3 separate regions of the Homo sapiens genome follow, and regions 2 and 3 are each linked to region 1. Evidence: chromatin contacts called from ENCODE Hi-C or POLR2A ChIA-PET data. All regions are on one chromosome and are shown on one strand. The core of a region is the stretch at or near the end of the contact, and the rest is flanking DNA. Distances in the headings are between cores, read along the strand shown. Region 1 overlaps LOC101927200 (a long non-coding RNA gene). Region 2 overlaps JPH2 (junctophilin 2). Region 3 overlaps JPH2 (junctophilin 2).

What was found. Hi-C counts contacts between places; a loop is a spot of excess contacts on that map. ChIA-PET counts read pairs that join two places held with the same protein, here RNA polymerase II (POLR2A). Pooled maps may share reads with other maps.
Region 2: a map of esophagus squamous epithelium shows a loop between it and region 1 (4-fold over the local background). The contact joins two enhancer-like sites. A Hi-C loop is called at or near these places in 8 of 168 maps with a recorded cell type or tissue (A673, CD4-positive, alpha-beta T cell, chondrocyte and 5 more), 1 of 37 single-sample maps with no recorded cell type and 15 of 50 pooled maps. POLR2A ChIA-PET finds 5 or more read pairs at or near these places in 3 of 52 experiments (MCF 10A, PC-9 and WTC11).
Region 3: a loop to region 1 is called in a pooled map, with 2.0 times the contacts of the local background. The contact joins two enhancer-like sites. A Hi-C loop is called at or near these places in 3 of 50 pooled maps. POLR2A ChIA-PET finds 5 or more read pairs at or near these places in 6 of 52 experiments (A549, AG04450, CD4-positive, alpha-beta T cell and 3 more).

The regions. Positions count from the first base shown.
Region 1 is chr20:43,750,971-43,754,304 of GRCh38, forward strand. All of the region lies in intron 1 of LOC101927200 (a long non-coding RNA gene), which reads left to right. Among named protein-coding and RNA genes, the nearest start is that of GTSF1L, 26 kb to the left of the region's middle. RefSeq lists enhancers at 493-692, 883-952, 1,453-1,532. Within about 2 kb of position 1,698, at least 3 of the 41 ENCODE cell types and tissues checked have a DNase peak (open chromatin) inside an H3K27ac peak, as active enhancers do; they include PC-9, where a contact is called at or near this core.
Region 2 is chr20:44,175,639-44,178,972 of GRCh38, forward strand. The region is part of intron 1 of JPH2 (junctophilin 2); the gene reads right to left. Among named protein-coding and RNA genes, the nearest start is that of JPH2, 9.9 kb to the right of the region's middle. RefSeq lists an enhancer at 1,743-2,243. Within about 2 kb of position 1,698, at least 9 of the 41 ENCODE cell types and tissues checked have a DNase peak (open chromatin) inside an H3K27ac peak, as active enhancers do; they include PC-9, where a contact is called at or near this core.
Region 3 is chr20:44,115,566-44,118,899 of GRCh38, forward strand. JPH2 (junctophilin 2) reads right to left here. Exons shown (of 6, transcript NM_020433.5): 3 at 2,940-3,058; 4 at 100-821. Among named protein-coding and RNA genes, the nearest start is that of JPH2, 70 kb to the right of the region's middle. RefSeq lists an enhancer at 1,084-1,378. Within about 2 kb of position 1,251, at least 5 of the 41 ENCODE cell types and tissues checked have a DNase peak (open chromatin) inside an H3K27ac peak, as active enhancers do.

The DNA of each region.
Region 1 (3,334 bases), core at 448-2,947:
AGTGTGGTTGGAGCAGGAAGGAAGAGAGGGACTGGCTAGACCTGGGGTGTGGGCAGTAGACAAGGACCAGTACCCTCAGGTTCTCAAATTTCCCATCTTCAAATGGGGCAACAAGAGAACCATCTATCTTGCAAAGAGGATAACATGTAATGATGAGCCCAAAGCATCTAATGTAGTGCCTGGTACACAGTTGGTGTCAATATTGGGGGTGGGGGTGGATCTGGGCAGAGGGTACAGCCTGGTTAGAGAGCTGTGGGGAAGCACTGGGCAACTGCGGGGACCAGAGCTGTCTTGGCCACCTGCAGGGACCAGCTGAGAAGTGTGTTTAACCACAGTGAACATTACCGTTGGCATCGCTGTCTTGTTGAAAACAAAGTGAAATTGGAGAACATACTGTTGTCTTGAACTAGGCCAAGATGACTAATTATTAGACTCACTTTTGAAAGGTTACCATATACAGACATGCGCTGAGGTGGAGAGAGGAGAGTTTGGAAATCTGATTCATTCTGAAACCCCAATAGATGGAACTCTTGCTCAGTTTCTGAGCATAATGACTGTGAACATTCGGTTTAACGCAGCTGTCACCACAGGCAAGGTGCAAAACAAAATGTTTCGTACCAGCTCCTTGGAGTGTCATGGGGCAGCTCATGGCAGCCCTGGGGAGATCTCTGCTAGATGGTGAAGGGTGTGCAACGTGGGTGCTGGTGTTGGGGAATTGAGGGGACGCCAGACCTCAAATCTGGGATCTGAGTCTGAGGGATGGCTTTGCCACAAGTGGACCATGTGGCTTAGGTTAACTTCCTCCTTTCTTTGGGCCTTAGTTTCCTCATCTGGAAAATGAAGGGCTAGACCAGATGCTCTCCAAGAACTTCTCTAGTTTTGTTGTTCTATGGCCTTTGCTGGTGGTGTGACTTTGGATGTTACCTTCAGCTCCTGGGTTTTAGTTTCCTTTTGAGCATTTTAGAGTTCCCCAAGAGTGTTGGTTTATTTCACTCCCCATTTGCTGCCCCCACCAATGAAGTCTAGCGACTCGAAATCTCCTTCTCCAGACTCCACTGAGAACAAACCACCCTAGTTCCTTGCCCTGTGGGTCAGTGGTTTAATCTGGGGATGCGTGAGTCCCTTGGTCCTGTCTGGAGATGCATAAATCCACTGTGGCCCGATGTGGGGATTCCAAGTCCTTGAGGTCTAATCTGGGGATGCATGTGGTCCAGTACTCACAGACCCAAGGGGGCCTGAAGGCACCTGGACCCTTCAGGAAGTCCTGTCTCTGGGACTTACAAGGGAACATTCGTGAAGCTGGTATCAGGGCTGAACGTGGATTGGGGCTTTCTGAGGGCCAAGTGCAGGCACTCATTTCCTTCTCACATTATTCCCACCTCTGAGGGGCAGAGGGTCTAAGTAATTTTCCCAAGGCCACACAGGGAGCAAGGGGCAGAGGTGGCATGTGTGCCCAAGCCTGTTTGATTCAAACTGTCGTTAACTTTGGAAACTGACCCCACCATCTCATTTATTTCTCACAACAAATACATCCATTAACAGGTATCAAGGCTTAGAGGCTTCATAGCAAAACAGAGTGGAGACCTGGTAGGTAAGCAGGCAGCTTCCAGATTTCTCCACCCAGCCCCCACTTCCTGGCCAGGAACTGGAGGCAGGGAAGTTCCATTGCCCATATAGCTGCATGACTTTTCATTTGCCCGTTCCTGTGGTCAGACTCAGTGGTGTGAGACTTCCTGTGGTTGAGCCGAGTGATGCAAGAACGTCGCTGTGCAGGGCTGTGGTCCTACACCGTCCACTTTATTGGTTGTCTAAGACATCTTCAATGGTAAAATGGGAAAGGCATAGTTTTTGTCCTGAACGTTGTCCTTACACCTAAGCCAGACTTGATCAGATGCCACATGGGGCGTATCCTCCTGAGCATCCCACGTCTACCGCCTGCCTTGGATGTCTGACATCAAGTATGTAAGTGCTTGTGTCTGGACCTGAACTTCACTCCAAATAGCGGGGTTGGCTACAGGTCAGTTACCCATGTGAGATTATAGTGCCCTGACTGGTTATTCTTTTTTTTTCTTTTCTTTTCTTAAGACAGGGTCTAGCTCGGTTGCCCAGGCTGCCGTGCAGTGGTGTGATTGCTCTGCCTCCTGGGCTCAAGCCATCCCCCCACCTCAGCCTCCTGAGTAGCTTGAACTACAGGCATGCACCACTGTGCCAGCTAACTTTTGCATTTTAGTAGGGATGGGGTTTTGCTATGTTGGCCAGGCTGGTCTTGAACTCATGGCCTCAAGTGATCCACCCACCTTGGCCTCCCAAAGTGATGAGATTACAGGCGTGAGCCACTGTGCCTGGCCACCTGACTGGTTATTCTTATCAAGATGAGAACAGAACTGAAATTGAACATAAGCCACCATTAATTATCATCAGTAATGTATTTAAGAATATAAGGCATAATTTTAAGTTACACTAAAATAAATATAAATGGCTTGACACAAGTAAACGTTCTTGCTCAACCCTTGATACCCTCTAGGGATGGATCTGAAGATCCATCCCCTAGACACATGAATATGATTTTTCAAATCATTATTATTACAGTTTTATAGAGACAGGGTCTTACTCTGTTGCCTAGGCTGGAGTACAGTGGTGTGACCACGGCTTACTCCTGGGCTCGAACTCCTGGGCTCCAGAGATCCTCTGTATTCATCTGTTCTCGCACTGCTGTAAAGAAATACCTGAGACTGGGTAATTTATAAAGAAAAGAGGTTTAATTGCCACATGATTCTGCAGGCAATACAGATGCTGGCATCTGCTTGGCTTCTGAGGAGGCCTCAGAAAGCTTCCAGTCATGGTAGAAGGTGAAGGAGAAGCACACGCATCGCATGGCCAGAGTAGGAGTGAGTGGAAAATGGGGCACTGCTACACACTCTTTTTTTTTTTTTTTTTTGAGGCAGAGTCTTGCTCTGTCACCCAGGCTGGAGTGCAGTGGCGTGATCTCAGCTCACTGCAAGTTCCGCCTCCTGGGTTCACGCCATTCTCCTGCCTCAGCCTCCCAAGTAGCTGGGACTACAGGCGCACACCACCACGCCCGGCTAATTTTTTGTATTTTTGTAGTAGAGACGGGGTTTCACCGTGTTAGCCAGGATGTTCTTGATCTCCTGACCTCGTGATCTGCTTGCCTGGGCCTCCCAAAGTGCTGGGATTACAGGCGTGAGCCACCGCACCCGGCCTGCTACACATTTTTAAACAACCAGATCTTGCAATAACTCACTCACTCACACAACAATAACAGTACCAAGGGGATGTCGTTAAACCATTTGTGAAGGACCACCCTCATGATCTA
Region 2 (3,334 bases), core at 448-2,947, 420 kb after region 1:
CTGAGCCCGCAAGGCTCCACCACCCCTACATCCAGAGGCTGCTGCCCCAGATGATGCCCCGTGGCTCACCCCCAGAAGCAGGGGATTAACCAGGAGGCATCTCCTGGGTGCTGACAGCCCTGGAGCCTGTGGCCTGGGGAAAAGGCCCATTTCCAGGCCTTGGGTCAGCTCAGCAACCCTAAGGGCCTTGGAGAGCAGAAATGATTGTGTGTGCAGAAGGCAAGAAAGGTCAAGGGGAGAGGGTCTAAAAGGAGACCCACCTACCTGTGCACAGGCCTGCCCAGAAACCCAATGCCCATGGACACTTCCAACAGGCATCTCTCACCCATGGTGTCCAGTACTGAACTCCTGACCCTTCCTCCTCAAACCCTCACCCCATCTCAGTTCATGGCAACACCATCCTTCCATGGTTCAGGCAAAAGCCTTGGGACCATCTTTAACTCCTCTTTCTCTCAATCCTATCCAGTCTATAAGTTTTGCTTCAAAATGTGTCTTCTCACCACCTCTGCTACTACAAGGTAGTGGTGCAAACCACCATCTTCTCACCAGTCATAATGTAATAAACTCACTACCAGGTCTCCATGCCACCTCCCCTCACCTAATACCTATTTTCCCAAAACAGCCTTTTCTCAACACAAGAGCTAAAAGAATCTCATCAAATGGGTCAGATCCTATCTGTCTTTTTTTTTTTTTTTTTTTTTTAGAGATAGGGTCTCACTGTGTTGCCCAGGCTGGTCTTGAACTCCTGGGCTCAAGCAATCCTCCTGCCTTGGCCTCTTAAAGCGCTGGCCTTCTCTGTACATCCCATCAAGGGTACATACTGTAGGTTTGTCTGTCACTGATGATGTTAAATTTGATCACTTTGTTAAAAGGTAGCCATAGGCCGGGCACAGTGACTCATGCCTATAATCCCAGCAATTTGGGAAGCTGAGGCAGGAGGATGGCTCGGGCTCAGAAGTTTGAGACCAGCCAGGGCAACATGGAGAAACCCCGTCTCTACAAAAAAATTAGCCAGGCATGGTGATGTGTGCCTGTAATCCTAGGTACTTGCAGGCTGGGGTGGGAGGATCACTTGAGCCCAGGAGGTCGAGGCTGCAGTGAGCCGTGATTGTACCATTGCACTCCAGCCTGGGTGACAGAGCAAGACCCTGTTAAAAAAAAGAAAAAGAAAAAAAAGGTATCCATAAAGGATTCCAATTTAATTAAAAATAGAAATAATAAAAACATGGTACATGCCATCCAGAGTGTCCCCTGCAGGCTGCATGCAGCTGTCCAGCCTCCATGTGTGACTCCAGCTCTACCCCATCCACAGCAATGGGCAGCCAGCAGTGGCAGGAAGACCTCCAGGCACAAGGTGCTCATTCCTGGCCTGGAGCAGGGGTCACTCTGGAGTTCCTAGCACACCTGGGCTGCTCTGTGGATTCTGCCAGGCACAGATCTGTGCCAGGCAACTCTCATCAGTTCCCTTTAAGCAGGGAGTGAAAGTTACACGGGAGGGAGGTGTGCCAGCCCTAACTTCTCTCCTACTCTGTGGCTTCAGCTCGGGAAGGGATAGGTGAGAACAAGGATAACCCTCCAAGGCAGGAAGTCTATGGCAGGAAGCAACCCTGTCCCCCTCGCCCCACACCCCACCCTCAACCAGGGCCCTCAGAAAATGAGACTCGGCATTCCTCATGAGGGTGTGGAGGGCAGGGCCTGCTCCGGGGAACAGCTGCTGGGCACGGAATTAGCAGGTCCCGGAAACAAGCAAGCTCGATGAATCCCAGAAGCCTGGCCTCGGACAGGGGCACGTCTGCAGAGATTTGGCCAATCGGGCACATGAATCACTGAAAACAAGGCCGTGGACAGGAAAGACTAATACGGTCCGCTTTTCTGTTCTGCTAAGGGTCTGCTGTGCTCTCCTGGGGTCTCCATAGAATGCCCAGAAGCTGCCAAGACAGCAGCTCAGCTGACTGTCACGCTGATGCCTGGCTGTGAACTGGGACATGAGATTTCCAAGATGAGGTTAAATTATGCTGATTCTACATTCGAAATGGAATCATGTCTGGCATGGATTCCATCTACACTGGCAGGACTCAAGGCAGAACTAAGCGAATCAAAGTCTTGTCTTATTTACTGTTCCAAAGTCAAAAACTCGTTTTTGTCCTCAAATATCCTCCCGAAGACAGTGACAGCTATGGTTCAGGCCATCCTGAATTAATTCACCCTTTGGAATGTGAAGGAAATACGGGAATATATATTTTGGCATTTCCTATGTGCCAGGCATGATGCTCAGTGCTTCATTGTCTTGTTTCATTGTCTCGACCATATTCTGAGGGCGATTTTAACACATCCCTAAAGGAAAAAAGGAAACAGAAGCTCAGGGAGGTTACATGGTGCACCCAGGTTCATATGGTTAAGAACCGGCACAGCTGGGATTTGAACCCAGATCTGCCTACTCTAAGTCTCAGTTGCTTAAATATCACATGTCTTCCTTTAGTAATATCAGATTCTCTCAGGGCCTCTACACTTGATTTTCAATAACAGTCAAACTATTTTAAGTTAAAAGAGATTCCTTTTCACCTGAAAAACAAAAACAAAAAGATCCACTAGAACTAAGAAATTAACTGAGCAAGGTAAAAGAATTCAAAGTCAATATACAAAAATAGTTGTATTTCTATAAACTAGCAGTGAACAATTGAAAAAATAAAATGTTAAATGCCGTTTACAATAGCACAGAAAATAAAATATCTAGGGATAAAATTAACAAAAGATGTGTAAGACATTGAATTCTCTAAAACATTGCTGCGTGAAATTAAAGAAAACCTAAACAAATAGGGATATATACCATGTTCACGGGTTGGAAGCCTCACTGCTAATAAGATGTCCATTCTCTCAAACTGATCTATAGATTTAATACAGTCTTCATCAAAATCCCAGCAGGCCTTTTTCAGAAATCAAGAGGCTGGTTTTCTTTTCTTTGTTTGTTTTGTTTTGTTTTTGTTTTTGAGACAGGGTCTCACTCTGTTGCCCAGGCTGAAGAAGCTGGTTTTAAAATGGAAATGATCCAGAATAATCCAATTTTGAACAGGAAGAGCAAAGTTGAAGAATTTACTCTGATTTTATGACAATATAAAGCTACAGTAACCAAGGCAGCATGACATTGGCATAAAGATAGACAAACTGATCAACAGAAAAGATATTCTATTATGCAAATAAATAAATAAATATGGAAGTTAAGTTCCTTCAAGCTTATCTCTGCAAGGAACATGTATCACAGGCCCAGAGAATGTGATACCAGGTACTTACTGCTCAGTCCTCCAGCCTGGCAAAATCACGTAACTCCCGTGTTCAG
Region 3 (3,334 bases), core at 1-2,500, 360 kb after region 1:
ACCCCAGCAACCCCCAAATCCCCTGCCCCTGAATCCTCCCTCAAGCCCTGCTACCTCTAGGGAACCCGACCTTAGGCACACCTTGCCCGACAGCCTCACCTCTTCCACCTCCACCTCCGCCTCTGCCGCCAGTGCGGCCTCCTTCCGCGCCTTCTTCTTGGCCCCCGCCTTGGTCAGCCCTCGAGCCTCAGTCTTGCGGGCCTTGGCCCTGGGCTCGGCTTTGGGGATGATGGGCTTGGGCTCCAGCTTGGCGGGGGTCTCGCGTGCAGGCTCGGGGCCTCGGAGCGTGGGGGCCTGCAGCGGGGCGGTGGCCGGGGACGAGGGCGCGGACTCGGACCCGGAGACCTCGGGCTCGGGCTGGTCCTCAAAGGGTGGGGGCTCGGGCGGCGTGGTGCGCACAGCATAGCTGTGGTAGCCCTGGTAAAGCGCCACCTCCGGCTCCCGCGACGGCGCAGGCGGTGCCTGCAGAGCCTCGATGGCCATGCGCTCGGTGGCTGGACGCGCGGGGCTGCGGCGGCCCGCGCCCTCGGACGGAGTGACTGACCGGCTGCCCTCACCGCTGGGCTCGCCGTTCCAGGCGCCTGGGCTCAGCAGGCCGTCCTTGGACACCCCGGGCCTGGGCCGCTTGGGCTGCGGGGGCGTCCCGGCCGGTGACGGGGAGCCACCCTCGGGCCGAGGGGTCTCACGCTCGTGCAGCTGCGGGCTCTCGCGGGGCGGCTGTGGGAGGCCCGCTGCGCCGGCGCCCCGGTCGGGGGGCTCCAGCAGGCTCTCCGAGTTCTCCAGGATCTCCTGCAGCAGCCGGCGCTTCTGATATTCCGGACCTGCCAGGGCAACACAGGGAGGCTGGGCTCGAACCCCGCACCACTGTTGGGTGATCCTGGGCCAGCCACTTCACCTCTCGAGCCTCATTCATGGGCTCAGTCGGCACTCACATAGCACTGACCAAGTGCCAGGCACTGTTCCAAGCACTTTCCAAATATTAACTCATCTAATCCCTGTAGTATCCCTATGAAGTTGATGCTACTGTGAACCTCAAAGGGAGGCTCTGAGAGGTTAAATCACTTGCCCAAAGACACACAGCTGTCGAAGGGCAGAGCCAGGACTAGCACCCAGCAGTCTGGCTCCAGAGGCGATGCCCTTTACTTTGGCACGCGTCTCTTTCCATTCCCTTATCTGAAACATGGGCCTGATCATACCTATTTTATAAATACGAATGGAAGGATTGAGAAAATGCATGTCAAAGGCGGAGCTCAGGGCCCCGCACCGGCATAGACCAGCAGGGGGAGCGCTGTGACCAGAAGTGAGGGATCCTCCCAGGCATAGGTTTTCGCTCCTAGGTTTTTCATCAGGCCTCCTTTGGCCTCCTTTCTGCAGCCAGGATCACGTTTAGAAAACACACATCTGATCATGTCATTAACTTAAAAACCCTTCATGGCTGGGCGCGGTGGCTCACGCCTGTAATCCCAGCACTTTGGGAGGCCGAGGCGCGCGGATCACAAGGTCAGGAGATCGAGACGATCCTGGCCAACATAGTGAAATGCTGTCTCTACTAAAAATACAAAAATTAGCTGGGCATGGTGGCGCGTGCCTGTAATCCCAGCTACTCAGGAGGCCGAGGCAGGAGAATTGCTTGAACCAGGGAGTCGGAAGTTGCAGTGAGCTGAGATCGCGCCACTGCACTCCAGCCTGGTGACAGAGCGAGACTCCGTCTCAAAAAAAACAAAAAAACAAAACCTTCATCGCAGAGAATCCCCATCTCTGTCCCTCAGGGGTTCCCACCACTCTATCCATGTGCCAGATCTCTACCAAGGCCGGGAGGTCCTCCTTACTCTGCAGCCTCGATTCTCAGGACCCACAGCCTACTTTGTGATGTGGCTTCCTGGCATGCTGCTCTGTCCGAGTTTCTGTGCCTTTGCACCTCCTCCACTCATCCCACCCAGCGCTATCTGGTACAGCAGCTCTCAAAGTGTGGTCTCAGACTAGCAGTATCCACATCGCCTGATCCTTAGAAATGCACATTCATTCATGGGCTCCACCTGAGACCTACTGAATCAGAAACTCTGGGGGTGGACCCAGCAATCTGTGTCAAATTTGAGACCCACTGACTTGATAGACTCTTGTTCAGCCTGCAAGATTCAGCTCAAATGGCCTCTCCTGAGGGCAGCCTTCTCTAACACTTCCTCTTGCCTAACTGCTTCCTGTGAGCTCCCTCCTCTCCCATTCTAACCGCACAGTGCTCATCCTGCTGTGTGAAATGGAACCATAATCATGAAACAACAGCCACAGTCACTGAGAGCTTACTGAGGACTGGGAATGTACCTTACATGCATTTAATCCATGCACAAAAAAGCAGGCACCATTCTTACTACCATTTTACAGATCAGGAAACTGAGGTTTACAGAGGTTAAACACCTCACTCAAAGTCTCACAGCTGGGAAGCAGCGGAATCAGGGTTTGAATGAATGCAGAGTCTGTTTATGGTACCCCTAGCTCTGTTGTTTTTGTGACTCTCTGCTCCCCTAGATTTTGGAACCCACTTATGTAACCCCAGAGCCTGGTACAGTGCCTGACACATGGACAGTGCTCAATGCTTGACTGAAACTGTTGGGCAAGTGCAAGAAGCCATTTTTCCCTCTCATCCACCAGTGACTTCTCTCCTCTAAGCTTCACCAGCTCCAACTGTCTTCCCTGCTCAGAGCAGAGAGAAAAGACCACTTGGAGTGACTCTGCTGCCCTCCCCTCGAGCTCAGCATGAAGGCAGAGATGTGTCTCCCCACCTACCCCTGCATCATCCCATCCCACATTTGCACCATGCCCCAGTTTCTGAGACTCACGGGCATCCAGGAAACCACTTGGGCATCTCAGATTCCAGTAAGCAAAGAAAAGCGCCCACCCTAGGGATAGCCCTACCCTGCCCATCCTTCCCTGGCTGGCCCTACCTGGCTGGTAGAAGTCCGGAGCCAGCTCCCTGGCCAAAGTGCGAGCAATGTTGGACTCCTGGTTGGCAGCCAGGGCGGCCTGTTCCGCTGCCTCAGCTTTGGCCTTGGCGTGGCTTGTCCTATGGAGACAATGTGGCAGAAGACTCAGGATCCTTCCAGAGAACCAGCCTTCTGCCCCTTCTCCCCAACCCACAAAGAGACATGCTAAACACAGCATTCTTTCACGCAGGCAGTCAATGAATATTTATTGAGCCTCATGGCCCAGACTGCTATGCATTCTCCAGATCATTTCTTCTTCTTTCTGAGCACTTAGATAGACTACCTTTCCCAACCTCCCTTGCAGTTAGGTGTGGTCAGGTGACTGAGTTCTGGCCAGTGCATTATGGGAAGACATC